2 separate regions of the Homo sapiens genome follow, and region 1 is linked to region 2. A link is a contact called in ENCODE Hi-C or POLR2A ChIA-PET data. All regions are on one chromosome and are shown on one strand. Each heading gives the region's core, a stretch centred on a gene start or an enhancer-like site at or near the end of the contact. The rest is flanking DNA. Distances are from core to core; before and after follow the strand shown. Region 1 has its middle 19 kb from the start of MAD2L1. Region 2 has its middle 74 kb from the start of LINC01365.

Region 1 (6,869 bases), core at 3,931-6,430, 320 kb after region 2:
AACAAAAAGGTTTGCCATATTGATTGACTCTGCCTTTCACAATAGATTTCTTTGTAGCATTTCATGGTGCTTGAGAGCATTTTACCCACATTATAACTTCTCTCAAAATTAGAGTCAATCCTCTCAAACTCTGCCACTGCTTTATCGGGTAAGTTTATAAAATATTCTAAATCCTTTGCTGTCATTTCAACAAGTCACAGCATCTTCACCAGGAGTAGATTTCATCTCAGTAAACCACTTTATTTGCTCATCCATAAGAAGCAACTTCTCATCTGTTCAAGTTTTTTTATTTTTATTTATTTATTTATTTTTTTGAGAGAAAATCTTGCTCTTGTCACCCAGGCTGGAGTGCAATGGCACGACCTTGGCTCACTGAAACCTCTGCCTCCTGGGTTCAAGCGATTCTCCTGCCTCAGCCTCCCGAGTAGCTAGGATTACAGGCACCTGCCACTACACCTGGCTAATTTTTAGTAGAGACAGGGTTTCACCATGTTGGCCAGGCTGGTCTCCAACTCCCGACCTCAGGTGATCTGCCCGCCTCGGCCTACCAAAATGCTGGGATTACAGGCGTGAGCCACTGCACCCAGCCGTTCAAGTTTTGTCATAGAATTACAGCAATTCAGTTTCATCTTTAGGTTCTACTTATAATTCTAGTTCTCTTGCTATTTCCACCACATATGTGCTTACTTCCTCCACTGAAGTCTTGCACACTTCACACTCATGCATGAGGGATGGAATCAACTTCTTACAAACTCCTGTTAATGTTTATAGTTTGACCTCCTCCCAGAAATCATAAATGTTCTTAATGACATCTAGGATGGTGAGTCCTTTCCAGAAGGTTTTCAGTTTGCTTTGCTCAGATCCATCAGAAGGATCATTATCTATGACAGCTATATCCTTAAAAAATGTATTCTTAAATAATATCCACGTGCCACAGTATGGATGCTGTGTTAGCAGGCACAAAGACAACTCTAATCTCCTTGCACATTCCCATTAGAGCTCTTGGGTGACCAGGTGTATTATCAGTAAGCAGTAACATTTTGAAAGCAATCTTTTTTTTTTTTTTTTTTTTTTTCCGAGCATTAGTTCTCAGCAGTGGGCTTAAAATGCCATGCTATAAACAGATGTGCTGACATTCAGACTTTGTTGTTCCATTTCTAGTGCGCAGAGTAGATTTGGCATCATTCTTGAGGGCCCTAGGATGTTCTGAATGGTAAATGAGCATTGGCTTCAACTTAAAGCCACCAGCTGCATCAAACCCTAACAAGAAAGTCAGCTTGTCCTGTGAAGATTGGAAGCCAGGCATTGACTTCTACTCTCTAGCTATGAAAGTCCTAGATGGCATGTTCTTACAATATAAAGGCTGTTTGATCTACATTGAAGAATTTGTTGTTTAGTGTGGCCACCATCTTCAGTGATCTCATTTAGATCTTCAGGATCACTTGATGCAGCTTTTATTTACACCAGCATTTGCTGCTTCATGTTGCCCTTTCATGTTATGGAGATGCTTCTTCACTTTAACCTCATCAACCAACCTCTGCTAGCTTCCAACTTCTTTTCTTCAGCTTCTTCACCTCTCTCAGGTTTAAGAGAATTGAAGAGAGTTAGGCCTTGCTCTGGAATAGGCTTTGGCTTAAGGGAATGCTGTGGCTGGTTTGATCTTCCATCCAGACCACTAGAACTTTCTCCATATTGGAATAAGGCTGTTTCGCTTTCTTATCATTCATGTGTTCACTAGATTAGCACTTTTACTGTCCTTTAAGAATCTTTACTCCGCATTCACAACTTGGCTAACTGTTGCAAGACTCTTCAGTCTTCCTGGCTTTTGACATGCTTTCCTCACTAAACTTAATCATTTGTACCTTTTGATTTAAAGTGAAAGACATGCAACACTTTCACTTGAACACTTAGAGGTGATTAAGTTCATCTTAAGTTCACAGGACACCAAAATAATCACAATAGTAACATCAGAGATCACTGATCACAAAAATGAATATCATCATAATGAAGAAGTGTGAAATATTGTGAGAATTGCCAAAATGTGACAGAGACACAAAGTGACTGTGTGTCGTTAGTAAAAAAAACACTGATAGATTTGCTCTATGCAGGGTTCCCACAAAGCTTTGATTTGTGAAAAATGCAGTATCTGTGTGTGTGATAAAACGCACAACAAAACAAGGTATGCCTGTATTAGTTTATGTTTTGGGGCACACAGTGTATACAAATATGATTTTAAGACATCAACCAAAAGGAGTAGGGACGAACCTGTAAGGGAGCACAGAGGTGGATGTTATTGAGGTGAAGCTGGTAAAAATTCCAATTAGATTGGCATAACTTTAGGATGTCAGATGTAATCCCCATGGTAGCCACAAAGAAAAATCGCTATAAAATATGTAAAAATGGAAATGAGAAAGAAATGTAAACGTTTTAATATAAAATATCAAGTGAACACAAAAGAAGACAGTAATGCAGAAAATTATTGACAAAAAACTACAAACCATATAGAAAACAAGTAGCAAACTGTTAGAAGTCCCTTTGTTGTTAGTAATTACTTTAAATGTAAATGCATTAAACACTCCAATTAAAGGATTGGCCAAATGGATTAAAAACCATAATCCAAATATATGTTACGTGCAGGAGGCTCACTTTATTTTTTTTTAATTTTGAAATTTTTTATGAGATATGGGATCTCACTATGTTGCCCAGGCTGGACTCGAACTCCTGGGCTCAAATGGTCCTCCTGCTTCAGCCTCCCGGGTTGCTATCACTACAGGCATATACTACTGCGCCTGACATTGAGATTCACTTTAGATCCAAAGGCACAAATAGATGGAATGTGAAAGAATGAAAAAAAGATGTTCCATGCAAACAGTAACCAGAAGCGAGAAGAGATGGCTATACAAATATTTTTTTAAAAAAGCTTTAAATCAGAAAAGACAAGAACAAGAGACAAAGGAGGAGACAAAGAAGGACATTGCACACTTAGAGGGTTCAACCCAGCAGAAGTTATAACAAGTATAAACATGCATGCATCTAAAAACAGTCAATTAAAATACATAAAGCAAAAACTGAAAATTGCATGGATAAATAATCAGTTCTACAATAATAGTTGGAGATTTTAATATCCCACTGTCAATAATGAATAGGACAACCAGACAAAAAATAGGTAGGAAATAGTGAACTTAAACAACACATGAATCAGCTATATCTATCAGACAAAATTATGATTACAAAAAGAAGCATGGTGGTTACCAGGGGCTGGAGGGAGGGGAGAATGAGGGGTTATTGTTTAATGGTAATAGCATTTCCATTTTACAAGATGAAAAAGGTTATGGAGATGGATGGTGGTGATGGTTGCCCAACATTATGAATGTATTTAATACTACTGATTGTACACTTAAAATAATATGATGGCAAATTTATGTTATGTAAAAAACAATTTAAAAAACTAGAAAAAAATGAGAAAAAAGCCAATAAAAATTATTCTTGTTATTTATTTTAATTTGATAGATGAGCTCTTAATAGAATAACAGTGACAGAGTCTGTGTCTCAGTCAGCTCAAGCCACCATAACCAAATCCCATAGACTGGGTTACTTAAACAACAAAAGTTTATTTCTCACAGAAAAAAATTATTTCTCACAGGAGGTTTAAAGTCCAAGATCAAGGTGCTGGCATTTTCAGTTTCTGGTAGGGGCTCTCTTTCTGGCTTGTAGACAGCCACTTTTTAACTATATTTTTACATGGCAGGGAGAGAGAGAGGTGAGGGCGTCAATATATGAATTTAGGGGGACACAATTCAGTCCATAGCAGTCTCTCATTTATTTCTTTAAACTGAATTTTCACCCTAAAAATCACATAGAAGAGATAGTACAAGGTGATGCTATGCCAGTAATACCAACATTTAAGCACATCACAAAGACAAAACTACACTATTTCCTCTTTCTCTCTTTCTCTCTCTTTCTCCCTCTCTCTCTTTCTCCCTCTTTCTTTTCTATTTTCTTAATTCTATTTTTTCTCTTAAAATTTTTAATCGATGATAAAATGTCTGTATAGAAAAGGAGGTTGTATACTGTTAAGAGCATGAGCTCTGGAATCAAACTACTACCTGGTTTTGAACCCCTGATCATTACTCACTACCTATGTGACACTGGGAAAACCAGTTATACTATTAAAGCCTCCATGTCCTCATCTGCAAGACAGAGATGATGATAAGTTACCTCATAGGGTTGTTATGAATTTTAAATAATACCATAGAAAACTTTCTATGGTACCCAACATAGCAATCTCTCAGCTAATGTCAATTATGCTTATGGGAAGACTTTACATTTCAAAATAGCAAGCAATATTACAGATATTCTTCCATGACCAAAGGGAAGGCAGAGAGAAAAGGTAGTAAAGTCAATCGAGCAACTACAGGTGGCCAAGCTCTTTGCCAGGTAGTTCATGTACATCATTTGCATTTCCTCGAAGTAGCCTTATGAGATAAGAATTTTCATTTTTACAGATGGAGAAACTGAGGCTCCATCAGTTAAGTAACCAAGAGCCACATACCGAACAATTCAGAGAGTCCAGTGTGTCTGATTCCAAAGTCACATGGTGTTTCCACAACGAAACATTGTTTCCTCCCAGATGTGTGTTGGCTCGGGGGGCAGGACTATATTTTAAAGCACATCGCATTTAGGCAGGCTCCTAAATTATTTAGCTGGCATGTACATGCGAATATCGTCATCATCCTTCAGCGTTTGTATTCGGTGCTCATACTCCACTCAATCTCTCCTCCCCAAAATGGCTGGTTCTGGAACCCCTAAGCACTTGGCAGCATGTTACCAACTCTCAGACAGGAAGTTTTCATTCTCTTCCACAGTTGATAGTCGATGCCTGAGACTTTAAGGAGCCACACCGCGGGCTTGAGAGACGCTGGGAGTCGCAGTCAGGACTGCGAAAGAACTCAAGTGATGATTCACCTCCTGAGGTCTACTTGCTCACATCTCTATGGCAGATACCGGGCTGCGAATTGTGGCTCCCTTTTGACTAAACCTTTTCACTCCCTGCTTAGCCTGGTCTCTATCCTGGGTCACTGCCACTGTGAGTAGTTTCGCTTCTAATTCTGGCCATCTGGACCTCTACTTCCCAGTTCCTGATTTTTGCCTCCACAAAGTGAAGGATGCCCAGGCCCTGAGAGCAAGCACGTACTCCACTGCCCTTTGCTGCCCTCTGCTGACCATAACTGGAAATGATGGTTACTCTTTCAGGCCCTGTCTCAAGGCAGGTACTACAGTGAGAAGAACGAAGCCTGGAACACAAAATTTTGAGGGTGAGCCCCCAAACTAACTAAATTAGATAAATAATATTTTAATGCAATAGTTTTAAAAGTCAAAATAACTGTAAAAAATACATGATGAACAAAATATGTAAATGTACCCTAAATCATACTCCTAGCTTCTGTGTACACAAGCCATGGCATCTGTCTTTTTATTAAAGGGAAAGTCCTAGTATCACAGTAGAAAACCATGCTACCAGTATTGATCACCTTTTTTCCATCATTCACATAGATTTTTAAAACTCACAAAATTTAGAAGAAATAAACAGCAAAAATGAGAACGTCCAAGTGGAGCAGATATACTAGGTGACTCCTGAAGAAAGTAGGTAATTAAGAGAACAGAAGAAAAATTGATCTTTCAACAAATATTAACATCTTCATAGTTAAGAAGCAAATGAATGGGTGGCTAGAATCAAGCACAGTAAAAAATGTTTATGTTTTATGTTTAATTTCTTGGATATTAAAGATATAGGCTAAATGAATAATTTCATAAGAAGGCTTGAAGATTGAGTTTATGGACTCCTTTTCTATCTTGTCACTTGGAACATTCATCGTTCAGTATTAATGAACTAGATTACATTTTCTCCCCTTAATAGGTAGACTCATGCTATTTGATCAATCAATAAGGGGTAATTCAATAATCAGGATAATGAAAATGCTATTTCAATTTGTAGAGTCAACAAATCAACGAAACTGGAAGACAATAATAACTATAAAAGAGAATCTAACTAGTATTAAAATTGATAATGGAAAAAACACAAAAGTCTGAATGTTAAGGTAGCAGAGAGATGTGGCCAGCAATGTCAGACACAAATTCTTGTACCTTCTATAGCAAGGAATCAACATACTAAAATTGATGTAACAAAATATAGAGCTTGAACATATTCTTTAAAATTATAAAGATAACCACCAGAAGAAAATAATATGACTAGAAAAACTCAGGAGTAGATGGATAAAGAAATACGAACTAAGTTTCTCATCTTTCAATAGATGTGACCTAAAGTTGAAAAACAACAACAAAAAAAATAGTAATATTAACATATGCTTAAAGGTATGGTGATAACCACTAACAGAACAAAACATGTTTGAAAATAAGGAGCTAGATTAGACGTGGGGAGTGGGGGAATGAAGACAGGTGGATAATTTACTCTTCACTTGGTACCATTCTGTACTGTTTGATTTTATTAACTTATGAGCATATTAATTTTACACTATAAAAGTTAAAAAAATGAAAACAAAACTTTCTGCAGCTGCAGCTCTTGGCACTATTTCTTTCCCCAGCTGCAGTCACTCTCCTCATACTCATGGTTAGGTCCAATTGAGACAGGAAGAAATTAAAGGGCAACAGAAAAAGTACCTGCCCTGAAGTTCAGGGTTTCTGGGGTCTTCTTTCAATTTACTGTGTTCTGTCTTTACAGGGGCCTAATTCTTTGGAATACTAACTTTTGACTATTTCAGTCCATCAGATCTAGAATCTCCTTAAAGCTTTGCTAAACTTTGACATCATTCTCTTATTTCTTGAGAAGAGTAAGCTTGACTCCCTGGCTC
Region 2 (7,634 bases), core at 1,837-4,336:
GCGTTCTAATTCCTAAGAATCTATCATCTCAATTTTAGATGGAGCAGGAAGTTGAAATATGACATTAAATAAATATGAACTCACACAGAATCAACGACTCTTAGAGCCAGAATTTTTGATGGTCTAATTTAGCAATTTCATGCAACGCTTCTATGTTTCCACGTAAGTCCATATTGAATAAGTTAAATTGTTAAAGCCATTTTCTTCTTCAACACAAATATATTGGCATTTTTTCCCTGAATGTAGGGATATGTATTAGTTTCTCAGAGCTGTCATTAACAAACTGGCTGGCTTAAAATAACATAAAGTTATTGTCTTACAGTTCTGGAGGCTAGAAGTCTGAAATCAAGGTGTTCGCAGGGCTATGCTCCCTCTGGAAGCTCTAGGGAAGAATCCTTCCTTACATTTTCCTAGCTTCTGGTGACAGCTAGCAATCCTAGGTGTCCCTGTGTTTGTAGAAGCATCACTCTAATCTCTGCCTCCATCTTCATATGCATTTTCTCTGTGTCTCTGTTTTCACATAGCTCTCTTCTGAAAAGTACATCAGTCGTATTGAATTAGGGGCCTACCCTACTCCAGTATGACCTCATCTTAACTAATAACATCTTCAACAACCCTATTTCCAAGTAAGGTCACATTCTAAGGTACTGGGTATTAGGACTTCAGCATGTCTTTTTTTGGGTGGACACAATTCAACCTGTAACAGAATATAAGGATGCAAAGACGTTATTGTTTCCCATGCAGCCCTTAGAGTACAGAGGAGAAAGCGAATGTGTAGATTTTTGAAGATACAGTTTATAATAATTTAATACATACAAAATGCTGTTAGAGTATTGTGGTGGTGGCAACTATTTTTTTCTAAGTGAAATGGTAAAGGAAAAATTTTAAAGGCAGTTGCCATTTGAACAAGGTTTTGAGAGACAAACAGGAATTCATCCTAGAGAAAAAAATTGCCAGATGTGGGGACATATTAGGAAAACAGTTTTGGGTAAAGGCATGAAAATAAGAATGAATAAAGTGTTTATTTCCTGTGATTAACACTAGCAACCTATTGAGTATTAGTATGTGTCATTTAACATTCACAACAACTCTTTTGATCCCGATTTTGCAGATGGGAAAACTGAAATTTAGAGAAGCCAAGTACTTTGTCTCTAGCTTATGCATCTGAAGGTAGTCCTATTGGGTAACAAGACAGTCTGATTGCACAGCTTGTGTTATTAGCCACTGAGATAAACATTACAGTTTAAAACATTTGGAAGTATATATGGGATGGCTACAGATAAAGCTGAAGAAGTAGACTGAAGATTAATTGTAAAGAAATTGGTTTATCAAATCAGGAGTTTGAACATTGAGGATTATAAGCAACTGAACAATGTCCAAAGCTTTAAGGAAAGGTGTCAAATGACCACACTCATGCAGAGTAAAGGGTGGATTGGGGGAGAGGGAGATTGGAGGCCCAGGAGCTAAAAAGGAGGCTACTGTCTCCAGCTATGTTAGAAATAATGAAGATAGGAAATTAGACCATGATAGTGAGATGGAGAAAAATGATAGAATCAAAAGATATTTTTCCATTAATATCAATCAGACATGTTCATGCCCAAGTCAGTATATTTTCTTGTAATCACCTGACAGGTTCTTCCCGCCTGCTGCACAGATAGAACCAATTCACTGAGACAGTGCTATTGCAGTAGAGAAAGAGTTTAATAATTGCATGGCTAGCCAATCGGAAGGACATGGAGTTTGTTACTCAAATCAGCATCCCCCACAATTTGGAGGCTGGGGATTTTTTTAGGATAGTTTGGCAGAGAGGGCTAGGGAATGGGGAATGTTGATTGCTTGGGATGGGGATAAAATCATAGGAGGTCAAAGCTGTCTTTTTGCACTGAGTCAGTTCCTAGGTGGGGTCACAAGACCAGTTGAGCCAGTTTCTTGGCATGGGTTACTAGTCTGGGTGGTACTAGCTGGTCCATCAGAATGCAGGGGCTGAAAAATACCTCAAAACACCAATCTTAGGTTTTACAATAGTGATATTATCTTACAGGGGCAATTGGGGTGGATACAAGTCTTGTGACCTCTGGCTACATGACTCCTTGTGGTTAGTTTTACAAAGGTGGCAGTGGAGGGTGTTTAGTTTCAGGAAGGGGCTGTGATCATCTTTGTTTTAAAGTTGAACTATAAATTAAATTCCTCCCATAGTTAGCTTGGTCTATTTCCAGGAATGAACAAGGGCAGCTTGGAGGTTAGAGGCAAAATGAAGTCAGTTAGGTCAGATTTCTTTCAGTGTCATAATTTTTGTAAAGGTGATTTCACTCTGTTGCATTGCCATTCCTCTCCTTTGACTCAAGTGCCAAAAGTAGAACTTGTCCCAACCCAAGTGATTACAATAACAATTTCAATCCACCACCCTAATCTTAGAAAGAGTCTGGTAAGTCCATGCTGGGGGTATTTAAATAATTATGTGTAGAAGACATTAAAATATGGTTTAAAGTGCTAAAGACTAAACTAACATACTTTAAAACAAACTATACAAAATTAGTAAAGAATATTTTGTCAAAACGCTTTGATACAATCTCATTTATCTTTACTAAGGTGTCAACACCTTTGGGTTAAATTCACCCCAGGGTTACTGTCATTATAGCCAAAGGTCTACATCTCGGCTTATTCCATAAAGCCTGGTTATTTTTTTTAAACTCTTGATTATTTCTTAATAATAGTTTTAAGTTTCTTACCAAGTTAATGCAACAACGTTTTGCACCCATTTGAAAGCAAGGCATCAACCAAAGTTTCCCAGTTGCTTTTGTATGGGACAGAGGAAGTCAGCTCTATGTCTCCTTGTGACTTTTGGCCCTCATCTAAATTAACTGGGACGTTTAACTGAAAATCTGCCCAAACAGTTATGAATATCCAGCAGGATATTTTTGGAATTTCATGAGAAAATATCAATTACCAGAGGAAAATTTATTAACACAAGCTGTACTTCCCTTAAGTGAATTTCTTTTATCTTGAAGAATTACTTCATGCAGGTATCTGGTGTCACCACAGACCATGCATTGTAACTTGCTTATCTTTAGGGATGTTTGGCCTGTCTGTGTGTACTTGGCAGCTTTCCCTACGCATTGGCCAGGGCCATGTCATACAACTGCCATTAGTCAGGCAAAAGCAAACATAAACAATGTTTGTGAATCATTTTTCCACTTTTAGCCAGTTATTTAAAAGCACAACATCATAAACTTGGGAAAAATGAGAGATAAGCTGACATATTTAATGCATTCTATAGCACACTAAAAGATTCCACTAGATCGTAAAAAGAATCCTAAAAATTCTGTTTAATTAGTTATACATTGCGTGATGGACATGGAGGTTACCTGAAAATGGTATAGGGGCCAAGGGAAAACTTTCCCTTCACCTTGTAAAAGTTTGTTGAAAAATAACTAACAAAAAGCAGATTAATAAGAGAAAGGTCATAGAAATTTATTAGTGTGCACAGGGGAGAGTCACAGAGTAATTACTCCAACCCTTCAAGGGGGCATGGAAGCTCATATACCATCTTGAGGTTACTGAAAGAATGAGGGCTCAGAGCATGACCCCAAAAAAGGTTATGGTGCTAAATCAGGTTTTAGGAGGGCAGGAGAAGAAGACCTGGCTAGGAAAAGTGGTTTTGTTATGTAGAAGAACCTCACACGTAGCAGCCTTCAGGGAGTATAGATGGCAAATATTTCCTTTAGGCCTGTAAAAGTATCAGACTGTCAGTGAATCTTTCCTGGATCTGCACAAAGGAGGACCTTGGAGAAAGCCTGGTTGCATCAGTGCAGATTTTCTCTCCAAATGCAAATCTCCCTGACAGAAGACATCTTCATCGATTCGTGTATTTCTAGCTCTTCTTAACAGCCATCTTTAAATATTTCAAATAAATATATTTTGGGGTGAAATATTTTGATTTCCTTCAATGGCAAATATTTTTTCCTAATGTTTTCCCAGGTACCTGAACACAAAATAAAACAAATCCTAAATCATGTGGGAATAATGTTATGTCTTCTTGTGATTGACTTTCAGCTTGATATTTTGCATCATTGCTAGATAAAAGAATGCTTGGAATGTTAATATGGAATGTTGAGCACTAAATTAGAATTCAGTGTTGTAAGATTTGAAACAAACATAGCAATTAAGAGGTTTTAAATTCTTGTATTTCATCACTTCTGAGAGACCATTTCTTTATAGAGTGTTCTACAAAACAGCAGCCCAAATGACAGGGAGATGGAGAAGGAAAATGGAAAAATAGGAAAAATTATCCTTCTTCTTTTGGTTCAAAGGCATGTTTGAAAAAAATGTTAGGGGTAAATAGTGATAAAAAAATGCTGACAGTGTGAACTTACCAGTGTTGACTAAACAGTACAAACACATCAGTATCGTGATTTTAACTTACGGCTAAAATATGAAAAACAATAGGAGGAAAAAAACCCGACCTATTCTCAGTACCCATGTGACAGTAGGTAGGTAGGCAGACATGAACAGGGCACAAGAGGCTCCCCACAACCAGAAATGTCAAGTGACCATCAGGTGATGGTCAAGCAGTGGTTAAACTGTCTCTTTAAAATAATTGGTTGCAGCCAGCACCAGAAAAAGGCAGTCTCCCTATAGATAGAAAACAGCTGAAACAGATGACCAGCAGCTTCCTGGTAAGATCTCAGGAGCTGGGCGAGTCGGCTCAACCCTGCGTATTAAAAGGCAAAATGGTGGAGTTTAATTGGTATATGACCTCCCTCTAGGAACACCCAACTGGTAAGGGAAAAACACCTCAAATAAGCACGTGCACAACTTCAGTAAACACACTGTGCATGCGGCCCCTCCCAAGTGCTGGCAGGCCAGTACATGTGCAGAATGCTAATGTCTAAAACCCTAAGTCAAAGGTCAAATCAGACATTCAAATCTCTCAAGTGGCCCACTTGGCCCTCTTCCATGTGTACTTTATTTCCTTTTATTCCTGCTCTAAACTTTTTAGGAAACTTTCACTCATGTTCTGAAACATGCCTTGGTCTCTCCCTCTGCCTTTTGCCCTTAGGTCAAATCCTTTCTTCTGAAGAGGCAAGAATTGAGGTTGCTGCAGACCTGTAGGTCTTCACCACTGCTAACACCCAGACTGTCACTGTCAATGTGAAGAAAGTCTCTGCATCACATACTATATTAATGGACATAGTGTGACTCAGGTCTATGGGAGCGTCTAACACTAACATACCTGCATCAGAAGGTAAGACCAACTGTGAGGGGCCTCTTCATCTGCTTCCATAATATTCTGGGAACTTAAAAGGAAACCAACCTGGAATCAAGTGGTGAAGTGGGATCTGTGATGGTTTTTTTCATAGTGAAGAACCCAAACACACCCAGAGAATGATCATATAGTTACATGGTCCATATAGATATGTAGTCTACCCAGAGTTTCCTAGCAGTTTAAAAATGGATCTGGGGATAACAGTGTGATCTGAGAGACCAAAATAAATGCCCCTTTATTAACTAAGATGGACTCAAAGGTTAAGGAAACAAAATTACCTTTGGGTTGAGGGTTCAGGAATTGGCTGGCATGGCTACTTCCTAAATTCCTACAGCTATAAGAAAAACCACACTCTTGCTACACTCTCTAATAACAGGATCTATCAAGCAAATTGTCAGAACCCTCCTAACTTTGATTTACAACCCAGACCACTGCAACTCTGGTTGAACAGAGGACTAGCCTTATAGACACTCCTTCCTGATAAGCTAGGCCAGTTTCAGCCAGTTCATAGAGACTGCATACAAGCTGTCTTTGTATCCATGTTCTGACACAAAGAGCCAAATTCCCCCTCATTTTAATGCTAAAACCCCACCCCAAAGTGAACATGAGGTTGTTGTTATATATGTCTACCCATTGCACATGCTCTTGGCTTCCCTCTTAAATATGTATAGCCTTTCTCCCAAACCTGCTGGATATATATAATACAGGCCCTGTGAGACATTAAACTCAACCTTTCCTTCCCCTCTTTGAAGAGAGAGCACCTTCAATTCACTTTGGAGACTGTCTCTTCCCAGTTTGCAAGCTGATATCACCAGTAAAACTTTTCTTTCTAGTATTTAGCCATCCTTGTGGTCCTTTGCATAAGAGAGAGCGAGAAGGATGTAGAGAGCTCTAAGTTTTTAGACCCCGAGAAAGGGATGGAAAGGGTTAGTTCTGCTTGGTCTACTTAGAGATTCATTTGATTAAGCTTTCATCTGGGCTAGGCTGCTTCATATCTGGATACTCTGAGGTTATACAAAATACAGGGCTTCAAACTATTCAGAATCAAAGGTATATGGATAGGGAACCCTTGCATTTCAGTCCGCCTCTGGGTAAATCCAGTTCATTGCAGGAGAATTCAGCAGTGGTACTTGACACTTGGTCACTCCCTCACAGAGGATAAAAAGTGGTGGATACAGCCTGATCACACCAACTAGCTTATAGGCTGTCTTAATACATTCTTTAGTGATTACACATGCTCAAATTCATGAACATCATTGGTTTACAGAAAGCAGCAATGTTTCTAGTATCTTGTATGTTCTAAGAAAAAGCCATTTGCCATTGGAAGGGCCAAAGTAAAACTTCTTCTTCACTCTCTGAAGGTTCACTGAAAAATCAGCTCACAAAAGGCAGATTAATTGGAGAAAAGGCATACAAATCTATTAACATGTATGAGAGACAATCATAGCGTGATTACCCAACATCCCAATGAGGTACAGATACTACTTTGTAGAGGAAAGGGTGATGGAGAAGTGCAGATGATTTTAGCGGGGTAGTAAATGATTTTTAGGGGAATTCAATGGACTTGAAGAGCATACAATGAACTGGGACAAAGTCTACTGGGCCCACAGAGCGGGCAGTGGTTTGTGACAAAATCGTCCAGGTTTGTTGACAGACTTCAGTCTTATTTTCTGTGATGAGCTCAGTTAATAAAATCTCCAGGAAGGGACCAGAGGTAATTATTTTTTATTTGTCAGGTCCAGACTTTAGGCAAATAAGAAACTTCAGAGAACAGATTTATCCTGTGCTTTGGGAGACCCAGAAGATTGAGAGATAGGAGGAGTGGGGAAGAGTAGGTCAGAGAGACCTTGAGCCTCTTCTTCAGTTCAGCATGTCAGAGTGCCATATTTCGGGGTGTTGGTTTCTTTTTTCTTTCTTTTTTTTTTGAGACAGAGTCTCAGTCGGGAGTGCAGTGGCGCGATCTCGGCTCACTGCAACCTCTGCCTCCTGGGTTCAAGCGGTTCTCCTGTCTCAGCCTCCCGAGTAGCTGGGATTACAAACACACACGGCCACGCCCGGCTAATTTTTGTATTTTTAGTAGAGACGGGGTTTCCCCATGTTGGCCAGGATGATCTCGGACTCCTGATCTCAGGTGATCCATCCGCCTTGACCTCCCAAAGTGCTGGGATGACAGGCGTGAGGCACGGCGCCTGGTCCTGGGATATTGGTTTCTAAACCCCAACACCATTTATAACTTTTCAGAGTTAAAGTCAATAGAGTAGAATTTTAGCAAATTGAAGAAAGATAATAGGGTCATAATGTCTACAATCTTACAATGATGCTTGATTCATATTTTTATTAAAGAGCCAATTTAGAGAAAAATTGTAAA

Evidence for each region. Hi-C counts contacts between places; a loop is a spot of excess contacts on that map. ChIA-PET counts read pairs that join two places held with the same protein, here RNA polymerase II (POLR2A). Pooled maps may share reads with other maps.
Region 1: a loop to region 2 is called in a map of Panc1, with 17 times the contacts of the local background. The contact joins two enhancer-like sites. A Hi-C loop is called at or near these places in 9 of 168 maps with a recorded cell type or tissue (Calu3, IMR-90, PC-3 and 5 more) and 9 of 50 pooled maps. POLR2A ChIA-PET finds 5 or more read pairs at or near these places in 2 of 52 experiments (AG04450 and HEK293).

What each region holds. Positions count from the first base shown.
Region 1 is chr4:120,044,856-120,051,724 of GRCh38, forward strand. No RefSeq gene overlaps it. Among named protein-coding and RNA genes, the nearest start is that of MAD2L1, 19 kb to the right of the region's middle. RefSeq lists an enhancer at 4,844-5,223. Within about 2 kb of position 5,181, at least 13 of the 41 ENCODE cell types and tissues checked have a DNase peak (open chromatin) inside an H3K27ac peak, as active enhancers do; they include IMR-90, Panc1 and ascending aorta, where a contact is called at or near this core.
Region 2 is chr4:119,727,190-119,734,823 of GRCh38, forward strand. No RefSeq gene overlaps it. Among named protein-coding and RNA genes, the nearest start is that of LINC01365, 74 kb to the right of the region's middle. Within about 2 kb of position 3,087, at least 12 of the 41 ENCODE cell types and tissues checked have a DNase peak (open chromatin) inside an H3K27ac peak, as active enhancers do; they include IMR-90, Panc1 and ascending aorta, where a contact is called at or near this core.